3 separate regions of the Homo sapiens genome follow, and regions 1 and 3 are each linked to region 2. The links are chromatin contacts, found by Hi-C in ENCODE. All regions are on one chromosome and are shown on one strand. The core of a region is the stretch at or near the end of the contact, and the rest is flanking DNA. Distances in the headings are between cores, read along the strand shown.

What was found. A loop is a pair of places that touch in the nucleus more often than their neighbours do. Pooled maps may share reads with other maps.
Region 1: a pooled map shows a loop between it and region 2 (3-fold over the local background). The contact joins two enhancer-like sites. A Hi-C loop is called at or near these places in 5 of 37 single-sample maps with no recorded cell type and 6 of 50 pooled maps.
Region 3: a loop to region 2 is called in a map with no recorded cell type, with 5 times the contacts of the local background. The contact joins two enhancer-like sites. A Hi-C loop is called at or near these places in 2 of 37 single-sample maps with no recorded cell type and 4 of 50 pooled maps.

Annotation. Positions count from the first base shown.
Region 1 is chr10:124,611,605-124,614,924 of GRCh38, forward strand. It overlaps LHPP (phospholysine phosphohistidine inorganic pyrophosphate phosphatase), which reads left to right. Exons shown (of 7, transcript NM_022126.4): 7 at 1,660-2,537. The coding sequence ends at 1,756. Among named protein-coding and RNA genes, the nearest start is that of FAM53B-AS1, 91 kb to the right of the region's middle. RefSeq lists enhancers at 319-368, 1,328-1,838. Within about 2 kb of position 1,632, at least 8 of the 41 ENCODE cell types and tissues checked have a DNase peak (open chromatin) inside an H3K27ac peak, as active enhancers do.
Region 2 is chr10:124,219,456-124,222,666 of GRCh38, forward strand. No RefSeq gene overlaps it. Among named protein-coding and RNA genes, the nearest start is that of CHST15, 130 kb to the left of the region's middle. RefSeq lists enhancers at 2,028-2,127, 2,138-2,317. Within about 2 kb of position 1,601, at least 6 of the 41 ENCODE cell types and tissues checked have a DNase peak (open chromatin) inside an H3K27ac peak, as active enhancers do.
Region 3 is chr10:124,687,786-124,691,279 of GRCh38, forward strand. The region is part of intron 3 of FAM53B (family with sequence similarity 53 member B); the gene reads right to left. Among named protein-coding and RNA genes, the nearest start is that of FAM53B-AS1, 14 kb to the right of the region's middle. RefSeq lists enhancers at 1-490, 1,118-1,197. Within about 2 kb of position 1,251, at least 5 of the 41 ENCODE cell types and tissues checked have a DNase peak (open chromatin) inside an H3K27ac peak, as active enhancers do.

The DNA of each region.
Region 1 (3,320 bases), core at 382-2,881, 390 kb after region 2:
CCCCTCCCAGGGACTGCCCCTGTGGCCCCCGTCCAGGTCCACAGCCTCAGCAGTCCCTGAGGGCCAGGAGGTAGCCTCCAGGCCACTGGGCTGAGAACCCTTAAAAGAAAAAGCCCCCCTGCCCATGACAGTCATTTTAGGGTCAAGAAAGCCCTTTGCAGAAACCAAACCCTTTGAAAGGGCCAACACGGCTTTTAGATGACGTGAGAACCAACTTCAAGCACTTCCTCTCAGACCAGGGTGGCAGCTTCCAAAGTGGGGGCGCTGCTGCCGGGAGACTGTGGTTTCCCTGCTTCTCAGGGAGCTTGGGCCAGGCCGTGGGGAGATCCAAGCAACATGTCCCTCGGTAGTGGTAGGTTTGCAGACGGGCCGCTCCCCACTTCCTGCCAAGCTCCAGCGGCACCTCTGTGGGTGCAAGGCTGTGGGGAGGGGCCTTCTGGCTCACAGCCCTCCAGGCTGCCCACAGCCCCTAGGATGAGGTGCCACTTCCTCAAATGACTGTCAAGACTGGGATGGGGGCCGGGCACGGTGGCTCACTCCTGTAATCCCAGCACTTTGGGAGGCTAAGGCGGGCAAATCACTTGAGGTCAGGAGTCGGAGACCGGCCTGGCCAACATGGCGAAACCCTATCTCTACACTAAAAAATACAAAAAAAGCCGGGCGTGGTGGCGGGTGCCTGTAGTCCCAGCTACTCAAGAGCCGAGGCAGGAGAATCGCTTGAAACTGGGAGGCAGAGGTTGCAGTGAGCCAAGATCGCACCATTGCACTCCAGCCTGGGCAACAGAGTGACACTTGGTCTCAAAAAAATAAAAAATAAAAAAGGCTCTGGATGTCTCCACGAACCCACCTGACCCCTTCCTGCTCCTGGGGCTCTCCTCTCCCACCCACGTGTCTACCCGTAGCTCCTGCCTGCCTTCAGGACTCAGCCCACAGCCCCTTCCACAAAGTCCCCTGGCAGGGCCCGGAGGCCTCTGCACTGTCTCATGGCTTCATTCCTGTGTCCTCAGCATCCAGTGAGACCTCAGGAGATGCCTGGGGAATGGCTGAAGGCTTTGGAGAGGTTGCTGCCCCCAGAATCCCAGCCAGAGGGCAGTTTATCCAGGAGCCCGGTGCCTCCTCTGTTGGGTGGGCGTGGCCTCAGAGGGCACCAACCAGAAGACACATGCTGTCACTGACATGCGGGCCCCCAGCGTTAGGGCAGGCAGGAGCTCCGAGTCTCTACCCCAGCTGTCCCCACAGTGCACATGGACTAGGCTCCTCCCACGGGGCACTAGGCCAGGCCAGGGGTGTGGGGTGAGCCCCTGGGGAGCCCAGAGCAGGGTACACTCATGTCCCCACCATCCAAGGTGAGATGTCTGTGCTGGAGGCCCAGAGGGAGCTGGGCCGGCTGTCACTCCACCACAAGGCTGAGCAGGCTCCCCAGTGGGAGACAGGTTTGGGGAGGTGTCCAGGTTGAGGGCACAGTCAGGAGGGGCCATGTGTGCCTGAGTAGGGCAGGGGGAGGAGGGGGATGGCCAGTGGCCACGGGCCAGGCTGCCTGGCAGGACCTGGAGGTTTCCTCAAGCTAAGGCCAGGCCCATGTTAGATGCTGGGAGGGTGGGTGTGGCTGCAGAGGGGTCAGCGTGGGGGCACTGACTAACCTCCGGCCATCCTCTCCAGGCCCAGTGACGAGCACCATCCGGAAGTGAAGGCTGATGGGTACGTGGACAACCTCGCAGAGGCAGTGGACCTGCTGCTGCAGCACGCCGACAAGTGATGGCCTCCTGGGAGAGCCCCGCCTCCTCCACCCCTGCCTCTCCTCCACCCCTGCCTCCCCTCCACCCCTGCCTCTCCTCCACCCGCCCAGGAGAGCCCCACCTCCTCCACCCCTGCCTCTCCTCCACCCCTGCCTCCCCTCCACCTGCCCCAGTGCCCAGACCAACCAAGGCCCTGACAGCCCTGCCTTCTGCCCTCTGCCCTGCATGGGCAGGCATTTGTTCCCTACCTGGGTGGCCTGCTCCCCTGCCTGGGCCCTGACTTCAGCTCCCTGTAGTGAAGTCCAGGAGGGTGGGACAGGCCTGTCAGGCCTCTGGGAATCTCCCAAATCCCAGAACTCACCACTCACCATGGGCCTTTAAATGCAGTAAACTCCACCTAACCAGATTCAGGGGCACTATGCCCACTGCCTCCTCTTCAGACTCTTTGCATTTCAGTGAAGAGCCTGGAAGAAACCCAGGGGCCTCCTATGCACAGATCTTGCAGCCCAGAACCAAGTCAGCCTCCCTGCGACTGCCCAGGCACACTGCCCACCACCCCACCCCCGAAACAATGCCAGCCCGCTGCTTTTTCTATCCTCCCAGTCACCTTTGCAGACAAAGACCAGGGGCAGCTCCCGAGGGCACTGTGAAGGCTCCCATGCCACACAGTGAGAACTGTAGCCTCTGCGTCCAAGGCACACAGGGTACTTTCTGGACCCACTGCTGGACAGACTTGAAGGTGTCATGCCCGGTGTGTGCAGGAGGAAACTAACAGTTCAGTAAACTCTGCCTTGACCAGCAGCCTTTGACTCAGGCTTTGACTGCTAGGAAGAACCGTATGGGGGAGGCCACCAGCAGGGTCTGGGCCACTGTCTCTAGTCCTGCCTTATGCTTGAGCCACTGAATATCAGAGGTGCGAGGGACAAGGGCCCTGAAACACCTCACCTGCTCCAGCCCCTTCACTTAGCAGATGGGGAAACTGAGGCCCAGAGGGGCCAGTGAGCTGCTGTTGGCCCTATCTGGAACGAGGCAGTCCAGGGCAAACTTTGGCACTGCCTTCCCTAACGGAACAGCCTGTGGCCTGGGGGTGGTGAGCTTTGCTTTCCCGACCAAGGGCGCGGCGGCCTTCCCACAGGGGCCCTGGGAACAAATCACTCATAACTGAAGTTTCAGGTTTCAGAATCAGTCAGCTGAACAGATAACTTGATTGCTCCATTTCTCCCCAAATCAGTTCAGAAGCTACTGATAACCCTTGAGAGACTGCTTCTTTATTTTATTTTATTATTATTATTTTTGAAATGGAGTTTTGCTTTCGTTGCCCAGGCTGGAGGGCACTGGCGTGATCTCAGCTCACTGCAACCTCCGCCTCCTGGGTTCAAGCTATTCTCCCGCCTCAGCCTCCCGAGTAGCTGGGATTATAGGTGCCCGCCACCACGCCTGGCTAATTTTTTGTATTTTTAGTAGAGACAGGGTTTCACCATGTTGGTCAGGCTGGTCTCGAACTCCCAACCTCAGGTGATCCGCCCACCTCGGCCTTCCAAAGTGCTGGTATTACAGGCATGAGCCACTGCGCCCGGCCTGGAG
Region 2 (3,211 bases), core at 351-2,850:
GGAGGAGGTGTTTGGTTGCAAATGAAAAAAACCCAAATCAGTTACCTCGGCCAAAAAGGGGGGCCCTTCATAAGCTACTATAAAGGGCGGCCTAGGGAGTGCATCCCAGGCACTGCTGGATCCAGGGTCTGAAGTGACTGATGCCCGGAGCCACCCTTCTGTCTGTTGATGCCTCATTCTCTGCTCCTTGACCCTCCTACGGGGACAGGCTCTGTTCCTGTACCAGGAACTTGCTGGCCTGTGGGCCCTTAGTCTCATCTTCCATCCCACGTACCTAGTCACAACACACCGCCCCATTGGTGCCGGCTAGTATGCCCTGAACCAGAACAGGGGGAGGAGGGCAGTCTTTGACCAGGATGGTGCCATGCGATGATCCTGTGGCCAAGTGGGCACTTTGACCTTTGCTCCCTCCTCCTGCATCCTTCCAGTCAGTGGCCACCCAATTTCTGCCCAGGGACCCTTCTGTCCTCCTCCCTGTCCCCCTCTGGGACGCCTGCTCCTTCTCTCTGCCCCTCCTCCACTCTTTCTCCCCCGCCATCTCCCTGCCTTACAGAAATTGCTATTTCCTTATGCATCAACTCAAACAACACCAATTATGACTTCACCCAGGAAAACAGTACTGGATGGAACCCGTGGCCGCTCGTGATGGTAGAAGCTGCGATTAGTAGTTTGATATGGACGAAAAGTGATTTAAGAAGCAAATCTCTGCTGTAAGATTCTAAATGCAAAAAAAAAAAAAATTGATCCCTATGAAAATAATTTCAGCAAAATGGAAATGGAAACATCAGGAATGGCTTAACTGCGCTGTATAGAAAATTGATAGAGGGATTACATCAGCTTAATGGGGTCCCCGCTGGAATTCTGATACTTTCTAGATGAAAACTCATCACTGTTGGGTAATTCTGGTTAAAATGCTGACATTCAAAATGACTTTGGGGTCAAAATATCCACAGAAGCAAAAGAGTTAGGTCAAATGTCCCAATCTCTGACCAAGGAGTTAAGGTTTTATACTTAGTAGCCCCAACAGAAGTAGGGGATGAGATGAAGCAGTGTCCCTAAAGACAAAGTGGAGGAGGTGGGAATAATTCCAGAAAAACAGTGGAGAGAAGGAGCTGGATTACAGACACAAATGCTGAGCTTCCCGCCTGACTCCCTGCTGAGGCATGGGTGCCTCTCGGTCCCTGCAGGCTCGATCCCTGCAGATCTCTGCAGATCGTATCCATGATGGGGAAGGCCCCCTTCCGCCCTCTGCCAGCCCTGCACCCAGCTTCTGCAGCCCAGGGGCTCCCACCTACCACGTGGTGGCCTGAAGCCCCCACCAAAGTCCCAGCAGCCTCATGCCAAACTGACTTCTGTGAGTCCCAAACACAAACAGAAAGCAAAAGTGCTTAGCAAGTGCTATTTTTTCTAAATGACATTTATTGTTTTTGTTTTTCTAACCACAATATAGTGTAGTCTGAGGCAGAAGCTTTGGAAGAGGCAGAAAAGAGAAGGAAAAGTATCCACTCCAGCCCCCTGCTCATGGAGGAGCGCCGCTGACCACGTGGAGCCTGGCACCTGCGCATCTGGAAGGAAGGGCAGGCCCCGGAACCTGCGGTCATAATCGTGCCTGTGGGAGAGCCCAGCCAAGGAGAGGGCTCCCTTCCAGCTCCTTGCCAGGACACACAGCCCTAAGTGTGTCCTGGGCTGCTCAGAGCTGCCATTCCCACCTGTGACGTAGGGGCCACATGCTGGCTTCAGGAGGGCGGTGAAGACCTGGGGCTGCGGAGACGAATGGAGCCCCCCACAGTGGTTCTCCAGCATAACCTTCTGAGCTTCATTCTCCCCATGGGGAAAATCAGAGTAACCATCCCACAGGGCTGCTGGGAGGTGAAATGAGCGATTTCCAGGCCTGTGTTTGTGTCCTCCTGGCAAGCACCCTATCAGGCCAGGATGCTTGTCATTTCCACTTTACAGATAAAGGAAATGAGGCCGGGGGCATAAGTTATCCCTGACCAAGACCTCACGGCTAGGAAGTAATAGGACTGGGACTCACACCTCAGCTTGTGAGAGCCTGGAGCTCTCTTAACCATGTGGCTACCCAGTGGGAGGGAGAGGAGGAGGCTTCCCTCACTGAGGAGAGAGGAACCACATGGCCCTATCACCAACCAAGTCACTCTCTGGGGACCATGGCATTCCCTCTCGAGGAGCCCCCAAAGTCAGCAGCGCTTCATTCATCCTTCCATACATTCTAACTTCCAAGTCTCCAGAAAGAACGAGATGAGTCATTTCTGACCAGGGAAACCTAACAGTTAAAAAGGGGCCTGTTTCTCTTCCAGTTTCCAGGTGCGAGGGTCAGAGGATGTGGTCAGAAAGGACTTTTTTAAAAAGTATTCTACGTGTCACTGGTTACCGCACACTGCCAGGGCTGCACGTTGAGTCGGATGTCCACACCTACATGGTCCCCTAGGACTCCTCCCAAAACACAAGGGGCCCCTGGGCCCCTGGCCAGAGCCCCCCGTCGCCCAGCCCCTCACTCCCCAGGCTGCACAAACATTTGTCTTTCCAAATCAGGAAGCTGCCCTCCGCCGCCTTTCAGAAGCAAAGTAAAAACAGCTGCTATTTTTGAAAGGGTATTTTTGTAAAACAATCTCTGGTTTCCTTCAGGAATTTCAACCCCAGAGCCCCCTTGGTGATGTGGTTTCTGTAGGAGTGAACATACATCCGACCGCGCAGGCAGGGGGACTGCCGCTCGCTGTCCCCTCCACCTCTCCGCCGAGGCATGCCCGGTGTCCAGCAACCCTCACAGCCCCAGTCATCCACTCAAGTCCATTTTCACCAGCATCTCTTAGCCCCTGCTTTCTGTCAGAAGATGCAGGGACTCCAAGATACAGAGAAGTGGGTCTCTGCCCCTCAGGGGCTCACAGCCCAGGACAGACACACAGATCAGCATCTGCGATGCACCGCGGTCTCTTGTATATTTCATGCAGCCTCTCACGCCTTGTCTGTCGGGGTCCCTGCACACTGGGCACCACAACCAAGCCTTGAGGAGGAGTTGGCCCAGTTCCAGCAGCCCTCAGGCTGCTCACAGTCCAGTGGGGAGGCCTGAGCGTAGGGCCAGGTGGCCCAGGGAAGGGGGGGATTCACAGATTCACCCTGTGTAGGGCCCAAAGGGAAGCCTCATGGGGTCAGGGTATTTGCATGAATGGACGCAGCTGAGTTCACCAGGCGT
Region 3 (3,494 bases), core at 1-2,500, 470 kb after region 2:
TATTTCAATGCAAAAATGTTGAGAAATGCTGTTCTGGAAAGCAGATGACATGGAGAACTGAGTTCTCAAACATCTGTCCGAATGGCGGCCCATCCAGACCATCCAGCACCACTGCCCAGAAGCTTCAGGAGGGTTGACAATTCTGGTCTCTACAAATTTGAATTCATAACAACACTGAAAGTTGGTGTTTATGTTTTGGTTTGGGCTAATTCCAGGAAGAAGTATGGAGAAGGATCACTTCACCCATCAGAGGTTTCACAGGACAGGATGGGGACCCTCAGGGCTTCCTTCTCAAGCTACACAACATGCTCTTGATGGACAGCCACTAGCAAAGGCCTTAGAAGCTAACTCACTCCTATGAACAAGATGAGTGTGAAGCCTCCCACTTTCTCCCTGAGAACACGCAAGGGCCCATCAGCTGTGTCCTAAAGATACGCAGAAGGGCCCCCCATCCATCTGCAGCCTGACACCAAGCCCCTGGCAGACCTGAGCAGAGCGCGATGGCCCACAGCCTGAGAGCATGGCACCAGCCCATTCAGTTCTATGCTGCGCCTGTTGCTTTAGCCTTTAGGGCATGTAAAGCTTCTCCACGTCCCCACTGAGCATTATCTTCACAAGTCTGAAATGATACACACGAGAGCGTGTGCATTTGTGTGTAGCGTAAACACACAAGAGCCTTTGCCTGCAGATGGGAGGGTGAACACACAAGCATCCCTGGGCCCAGTTCTCTCACAGTCTTGGACAGACTAGGTAAGCAAGGTCTCTTCCAAAGCTGAGGTTTGATGACTGAGCTTGCAGTTTCTGACTTTTGACTATGCCACAAAGAACAGGAGAATGAGTTGCCTACATATGCAGAGACAAGGACTCAAATTCCCAAATTCGCACTCACAAGGCTCTGGTCCTGCCACCGTTTGACTAAGAAGGGCAGAAGACTGCTGTGTGCACAGATCCTAGAGCTTGAAGCAAGAAAAACACTCAGAGGAATACGAATGGCATTTGACCTCAAATGTTCTTATTTCCATTCCTACCCTTAAATTTGAAGGAAAATTCCCAGGGCTCCAGATTCTTGGGGGACTATAAACCTTCATATTTTCAAAAGATAGAGGAGCTTTATAGCCCTAGAGAGCTCTGTGCTATGTTTTCGATGGTGCCTTATGGTCACATAAGTACAGAATGTGGTTTCCAGAAAAGGTTAAGCACCTCAAGTACAGACCAAGATACGAAATGCCCCGATTAGCAAGCCTGCTGTCAGATCACAACCAGCTGACTCATTCTTACATTTCACACCTATCTACTTGTGCTGACAATGAGTATCTCTCCCCTGCCCTGTAGGTTGGGTTGTGCTAACTTGGCCTCAGGGCCACAAAGATTCTATGCTTGGTTTGGGGAGAAGCTCACCAACCCATCAATGGGAAAATCAAGAGAGCCGAGGTGTCTTTCTGAAGGCGGTTTTGCTAAACTGATCTTACGAAAAGAACATGGGGGTGGGGGGGACACAAGCAGGGCAATGACATGAGCTCCCCCACAATCGTCTCATCTGTTTTTAAATGGACTTTAGAGCCTCTGGCTCCCTGGAGAGTCTCTTTGCCTGTATGACCAGAAGGAGACTCAGTTCAGAGCAGTGTCAGGAACAAAAAGTCCTCGGGCTTTGCCTGCCAGGCCTCAGCTTCAGGTCCTGCCCACGCACCTGGGATGGACTGTAAAATGGCAGCTGTGTCTTGGATTCGGGGACAGCAACACAGGACACCAAGTTCCTCACACAAGGCACAAGGAACAAGGGATTCCGATGGCTAGAGGTAATGCACCATCAGGCCCCACATCCAAGGAAGAAGGCAGGCGGGTCTGCAGGACTCTGGGAGGTGACAAAGAAGCTACTAAGGACAAAGATCGGGGTTCAGAGCCATTACCAGGGCCCTGCCCTTACCAGCAGAGTTGGGGTGGCCCATGGCAGCTGCCACTGCTTCTGGGAAGTCTTTGCTCTTACAAAAAGATGCCCAGTGAGATCCTCACAGTTAAAAACCACACCAGATGGGGCACTGGGAAGAGGGGCCTCAATCTCACCATCTGCACAAGGCTGGGTAGACTAGGGTCTTGTGACAGCCCTTTTGGGTCTGACCAGGACTTCCTATTCTACCCCTCAGCTCCCACAGGCGTTCATAAATGTACAGGGAACAGCTAGTATTTGCACTGGCAACAAGAACTCTGAAGGGACAACAAGGTCAGTTTGGTCCATCTCCTCTGGATTTCCATCCTGATTGTGGGTGTGCACAGAGCAAGTGAAACGGGCAGCTGCTGGTGATGCATCTCTTAACTGATGTACACAGCAAAGCGGGGCGCCATTAAACCGACGAGGGAACTGGCGACAGGCAGAGCTTTTCACGAAACTGTCAATAAATGCATATTTACTGTTAATCAGCTAACACTCCAATAGGGTCCTTGCTGAAGCTGAGAAAGAGCATGAATGTGCATCCCAAGCACGTGACTCATCTCATGGGTTGTCACAGCAATCTCCATCTGACTGATGGGGGAAACTGGGCTTCAGAACGATGTCACATCTCCCCCATGGACACACATCCAGCAAATGACAGAGCCCAGACGTCAACCTAGTCTGTAGACCCAAGGTCATGCTCTTGCAGTTGGGCCAGGCTGCCTAACTTGACCATTTCTTCATGTGGAAGGCATGGCACCCAGACAGGCTGGCAGTGGCCATTCCCTGTCCTCTGGCACTATTGTGGTCCCCTCCCCATCAGGTGAGCCCAACCTGGGTAAGAAGGCAGCCCTGGGAAGCTCTGTCTTCACTCGTCACTGGCAACAGTTACCATGTGCCAACCACATTTTACATCTACTTCCATTCTGTGCTTTATTATTCCTGAAAAACTGCCTGAAACCAATGAATGGTACAAGGAAGAATTTACATACCCTTTATGGACAAACTATTTTAGAGATTTTTAAAAATCACACATATGACCATAATAAAAATAAAAATAATAAAGCAAACCCTAAAAAGTCATATATATATACATACTTACATATGGATGTAATTTTTTTTCAATGAAAACAAATCTCATTCTAGCCTACACTGGTTAATGAGCAGTCTCTTACTGGAGGACCTGGCCCAAAGATCACATTCAAAATGGCTGTCTCTGCAAAAGAGAAAAAGTGGCAGAGACCAAAAATTGGGCCTGAGAAGCTCTGATTTTGTTATTGCTGTCACTCATTTTGATTCTTCGTTTATTTGTTCTAAGAATCAAAAGCACTCAAGCTCTGAGGGCCACGCTTTTCCTGCAATGCGCAATCATTTTCCACTTTCCATGACAAACAGTGGCTGAGTTTAAAGACCAAAAGCTACCAAATCTCAAAGCAAAATCTCTTAGTCCTCCCCAGCTCAACACAGCCAACTGGTTTACCCTGTAGAAATTAATACAGAGAGTGCCCCAGGGAACAACCCTTTTATGTACAGAGTAGACTTTAACAGCCAAGTAATTAAACCCTGA